Linked DNA regions of Homo sapiens: region 1 is linked to region 2. Evidence: chromatin contacts called from ENCODE Hi-C or POLR2A ChIA-PET data. All regions are on one chromosome and are shown on one strand. Each heading gives the region's core, a stretch centred on a gene start or an enhancer-like site at or near the end of the contact. The rest is flanking DNA. Distances are from core to core; before and after follow the strand shown.

Evidence for each region. Hi-C counts contacts between places; a loop is a spot of excess contacts on that map. ChIA-PET counts read pairs that join two places held with the same protein, here RNA polymerase II (POLR2A).
Region 1: a map of endothelial cell of hepatic sinusoid shows a loop between it and region 2 (4-fold over the local background). The contact joins two enhancer-like sites. A Hi-C loop is called at or near these places in 1 of 168 maps with a recorded cell type or tissue (endothelial cell of hepatic sinusoid). POLR2A ChIA-PET finds 5 or more read pairs at or near these places in 4 of 52 experiments (OCI-LY7, activated T-cell, activated naive CD4-positive, alpha-beta T cell and 1 more).

Annotation. Positions count from the first base shown.
Region 1 is chr15:64,178,972-64,181,671 of GRCh38, forward strand. It overlaps CSNK1G1 (casein kinase 1 gamma 1), which reads right to left. Exons shown (of 12, transcript NM_022048.5): 11 at 1,377-1,483. Among named protein-coding and RNA genes, the nearest start is that of PPIB, 17 kb to the left of the region's middle. Within about 2 kb of position 1,365, at least 2 of the 41 ENCODE cell types and tissues checked have a DNase peak (open chromatin) inside an H3K27ac peak, as active enhancers do.
Region 2 is chr15:64,133,191-64,135,890 of GRCh38, forward strand. It overlaps SNX1 (sorting nexin 1), which reads left to right. Exons shown (of 15, transcript NM_003099.5): 12 at 1,474-1,617. Among named protein-coding and RNA genes, the nearest start is that of SNX22, 17 kb to the right of the region's middle. Within about 2 kb of position 1,446, at least 4 of the 41 ENCODE cell types and tissues checked have a DNase peak (open chromatin) inside an H3K27ac peak, as active enhancers do.

The DNA.
Region 1 (2,700 bases), core at 115-2,614, 46 kb after region 2:
AACCTCTAGACTCAAGTGATCCTCCTGCCTCAGCCTCCCAAAGTGCTAAGATTACAGGCATGAAGCACCACACCTGGCTAGAAAGGACTTCTTGAAGGTAAAATGAGTTCATCAAATAGACTGGCAGGGCTGGGCACAGTGGTTCATGCCTGTAATTTCATGACTTTGGGAGACTGAGGCAGGAGGATCACTTGAGCTTGGGGAATAGAGGCTGCAGTTAGCCATGATCGTGCCACTGCACTCCAGCTTTGGCAACAGAGAGAGACCCTGTCTCAAAAAATAAATAAATAAAAAAGATGGGCAGGAGACCAGGGGAATAGGCAGGAAAGACAACAATACAAAGTACATCTGGAAGGTGGAAGAATGCAGGTCTCAGTGGCATCTCACTAACTTACATTTAGAGGTATAAGAGTGTTCTGGCTTGTATTAAGCTACCTGGGGGCTCATGAGACTACTTAGGTACAATATCACTATAAATACGTTGTCTGCTTCAGAAAACAAGACCCTGGGATATCCTGAAGGTTCTCAAAGGGCTCACAAGAAAGGTCCTCCATATCAGGGATAGCAGCAGTTACTGACTCATGGTGTCTCTATCTCTCCCTACCTGGTATCTTCTTGAAGTCTAAATCTGGATCTAAATTTGGGATGGGGAAAAAAGTGGTAGAAATGCTGCTTTTGCAGCAGAATTGGCAGTTATCTCACCTTCCACCCCAGATTTTAAGAGTTTAAACACAGACCATGCAGCGCACCAAGGGGCTGGTGGTATGGGTGGGGCAAGACATACACATGCAAGAGAAGCAGAAAAGGGTGTGGGGCAACCTCCTTACCCTCCTGAGATGAGTATGACTTCCATTCTTTTCCCACACTCTCATTCACAGATGCAGACTATAATATTTTTCTTGCCTGACTTAGTCTCTCTGAAGCCAGAATCATTTGAGAGTGAACAAAATGGCCCTGAACTCCTTGTTCCATGATTGTACATCCAGTTGCTAGCCCACAATCAGAAATCGAATGCTATTCAGCATGGCCCATGGTTTAACAGCAGATTTTTCTCTATATCCCATATAGAGCAAGAAGCTCCACAGCCCCAAGAAGCTCATGGCTACTATCCACTGTAGCCCTGATAACATGATTCTTTCGGTTCACTATGTCTTTTTCATGTGAACTAGAAAAATGTGACTGTCTTCCCCGAAATCACAGCTAAAGAAGGGCAGTAGCAGCCTTAAGGTACCATGCAAAAATTAAAACAGTTAAGGAAGAAAGCTGTGGTTACAAGCATGAGAAATCCAGTCTGAGACGAGCAGCACACAGAGAGGAAGAGACAGAAAAGATTTTTCAACCCATGACTTAAGAGCCCCCTTGAAAGATGTACGTACTTAGCTTCCTCCACTACCTCCACCTCGGCATGAGCTGTGATTGGTGCATTGGAGTGGGCTCCCGTGGGATCATCAACATTCAGCTCTCCATTGGTTGAGCTAACCACCTGAAACAGAAAGACAGAAGTGTGTGACAGGCACCATGGCAACAGAAATCTCTTGCCAGCGCCAGACAGGGTCGCTAAACAGGCAGTGTCTGGAATGTTTGTTTTCCTGGGTTAAGGGATCAATTTAGGGAAGGTTCCCAGGCCCATATCATGCGAGAACACTAATATCAATGATGTAATCATATAATGATGATAATAACTTACATACTGAGTGCCTACTCCGTGTCTGACACTCTGCTACATTGTGTGTGTAAATCTAATCCTTACAAAAATCTTATGAAATAGGTTTTTTTACAGATGGAAACACTAACAAATGACTTAACCAAGGTTTAGAGTTAATATCTGTGAATTTCCATGAGGAAAATTTGTTCTAAACACAGATTCTTTCATATTGCAAAAACACACACATTACTTTGTTAAGTTAAAAATAACTGCATGGCTGACTTCTAAAGGTAAAATCACTTGGCTCCCTTGAATGTGATGGGTGAAGTCTAGTTCTCTCAGTTTATTATGCTATAATGATATAGACTTAGTGCTGATGTTGAAAGAAAAAGTTCTAAAAAGGAAGTCAACAGTGGGTACCAGAAACTATAAATAATCACACTTTCCTTCAGAAATTTCCTCATGGCTTTGAGCACTGGTTCGAAGTTACAAATAACAAGATTGTCACATCCTCTCCGACAAGAGGGAAGATGGTAAAAAAACACTCTCCCTTGGAAAGCCAGTCTTATTTCAACGATCTTTATTTCAGGTTCACTGCCATCCCAGTTCTCACTGATGGTCCCCGAAATGTAAGTGAAGGCTCTCACTCCTGTCATCTGGTTAATGTGGACCCAATCAGGCTTCTCTTGCATGTGTAGCTGCTTCTGCCACCTGGTTTCATTTCCAGCACATTATTCCTGTTTATGTGGGTGCTGGGAAGTGGGAAAAGGGGCCTCACTGCTGGACAAAACACTCTGCTTGTTAAAGACCTTGGCTGAAACATGGGAGAGAACACAAAATAGGATAAACAATTTGGATATCATATGCCCTTGGATAAGTACTTCCATCTATTTGAGATTGTTTCTTATAGGTTGATGAGAGAATTATACAAGAAAATGTATGAGACTGTCTAGTATAATACCTAGCATAAATAAGGGAAGCAGCATAGTGTAGAAATTGCCCTAATCAGCCCTAAGTTTGAACCCCAGCTCCACCAGTTATTTGCTGTGGGTCTT
Region 2 (2,700 bases), core at 196-2,695:
AAGAGCAAAGGTTTCTTTTCTGCTCTTCCCTGAGCATGGAGCCGGACCACTGTTAGGCCAGTGGGTTGGGCTTGAGTCTAACTAACTCAGATAAGAGGTTGCCCTTTACCTAATCTTTTGACATTGAGGTGTTAAGATGCTGCAGGGTAGCAGCAGTGACAATCCTGGGGCAGGTGAATTTGGTGGCATTGCATTCCCTAAGGTTCAAGTTTTGGCAAAAGCCTGTGCTGAGGAGGCATAGACAATATGCAGGGAAGGTTGGGGCGTGGTGGCTCACGCCTGTAATCCCAGCACTTTGGGAGGCTGAGGCAGATGGATCACCTGAGGTCAGGAGTTCGAGACCAGCCTGGCCAGTGTGGCGAAACCCCATCTCTACTAAAAATACAAAAATTATCTGGGCGTGGTGGTGTGTGCCTATAATCCCAGCTACTCAGGAGGCTGAGGCAGGAGAATCGCTTGAAACCAGGAGGTGGAGGTTGCAGTGCAGTGAGCCAAGATCGCGCCATTGCACTCCAGCCTGAGTGACAAGAGTGAAACTCCGTCTAAAAAGAAAATATTCGGGGAACTTTTGCAGGGCAGTGAGGGAGCCGCTGGAACCCGGCTGGGCGGCTGGCCCCAGGCACAGATCCTTGATCCAGGCTGCTGCTTGGGGCCTATTAAGCAAGTCCGGGTGGGCGTGGTTAGTCAGGCCAGCAGCTTCCTTCCCTGGAAATGCTGATTGTGGTCAAGGAACTGGAAACAAGGAAAACTAGCAAATAGATTTTGGGGAGCTTCTTGGAGGCCTTGGTAGCCTAGAGCAGGTGAGTGTGTGGTTGGGAAAAAGCAATGTGGCCCTATGGTGGTTTTAGGTGTTGATTTAAAGATTTGTTAAGCTAACCTTGTGCATTATTTGGGTGTCAGTTTAAAGGCTGGGTCCTTAGGGTGGACTTCCCTGACATATTTCCCAGGCTAAGCTAGGCCTCTGGTTTCATGTTATAGTACCCTGCTGCTTTCCCAGTAGTCTGCATACTTGTATCTATTTGTAATTGTAAATGTAATGTTGGCCTTTTCCATTAGATGACAAGTTCCATGAAAATGGGACCATGAGTTTCATCCACTGTATTCTTAGCTCCTGGCACATGGCAGGCACTCAGGGAAAGTATGTAGCCTTATGAACTGACTGATCTGAGGGAGGCACTTCTGTAAGCCATAGTATTGGTCACTGGCATGAGGCCACCTACTGGATCCCTGCCATCCAGCCCTGGGAGTAGCATGAAGCAGCATGGCACTGGCCTTCTGGAAGCTTGGAGAGGAGTCTTACCCAAGCTTTGCTCCTAGACATTAAACTTCCCAGCTGGGCACTAACATGTGGCTGCAGAACCTGCCCTTGCTCAGTCTGTCCCTGGTGCAGCTGCTGGGAGAGCCTGCCTCGAGGCAGAGCCAGCAGAGCTCTTGAAGAGCTGGTTGTGCTCCTCCTCAACCCCACCCCCACAGGCTGCCTTCGACCAGCGCATGAAGACATGGCAGCGCTGGCAGGATGCCCAAGCCACACTGCAGAAGAAGCGGGAGGCCGAGGCTCGGCTGCTGTGGGCCAACAAGCCTGATAAGCTGCAGCAGGCCAAGGACGAGATCCTCGAGGTGAGTCCACTGAGGCAGCCCAGCCAGGGGTGTTCTGCTGGTTCCAAATGAACCCAGGGCCCATCCCACCCAGAGGTTTGGAACCCCACAGGGGGAAGAGCGCTGATTGAGTCTAAAGGGCCGTGGCTGCTGAGGAAGCCTCTGAGAATGACTCCAGGCCTTCCTGAGGCCTAGTCCCCCTGTTCTTTTTCTACTCTACGCAGACTTGTCAAATCAGAATCTCTGGCCCGGCATGGTGGCTCGCGCCTGTAATCCTAGCACTTTGGGAGGCCAAGGTGGGCGGATCACTTGAGGTCAGAGGTTTTTTTTGTTTGTTTTTGTTTTTGTTTTAGATGGAGTCTCGCTCTGTCAACAGGCTGGAGTGCAGTGGCGCGATCTCAGCTCACTGCAAGCTCTGCCTCCTGGGTTCACGCCATTCTCCTGCCTCAGCCTCCCAAGTAGCTGGGACTACAGGCTCCTGCCACCACACCTGGCTAATTTTTTGTACTACCGTGTTAGTAGCCAAGATGGTCTCGATCTCCTGACCTTGTGATCCACCTGCCTCGGCCTCCCAAAGTGCTGGGATTACAGGCGTGAGCCACCGCGCCCGGCCGAGGTCAGGAGTTTTAGACCAGCCTGGCCAACATGGTAAAACCCCATCTCTACTAAAAATACAAAAAATTAGCCAGGGCTGGGCACGGTGGCTCACGCCTGTAATACCAGCACTTTGGGAGGCCAAGGTGAGTGGATCACGAGGTCAAGAGATTGAGACCATCTTGGCCAACATGGTGAAACCCCGTCTCTACTAAAAAAAATACAAAAATTAGCTGGGCGTGGTAGCACCCACTTATAGTCTCAGATACTCAGGAGGCTGAGGCAGGAGAATCGCTTGAACCTGGGAGGCGAAGGTTGCAGTGAGCTGAGATCACGCCACTGCACTCCAGCCTGGCAACAGAGCAAGACTCTGTCTCAAAAAAAAAAAAAAAAAAATTAGACGTGATGGCACACGCCTGTAGTCCTAGCTACTCAGGAGGCTGAGGCACGAGAACCGCTTGAACCTGAGAGGCAGAGGTTGCAGTGAGCCAAGATCGCACCACTGTACTC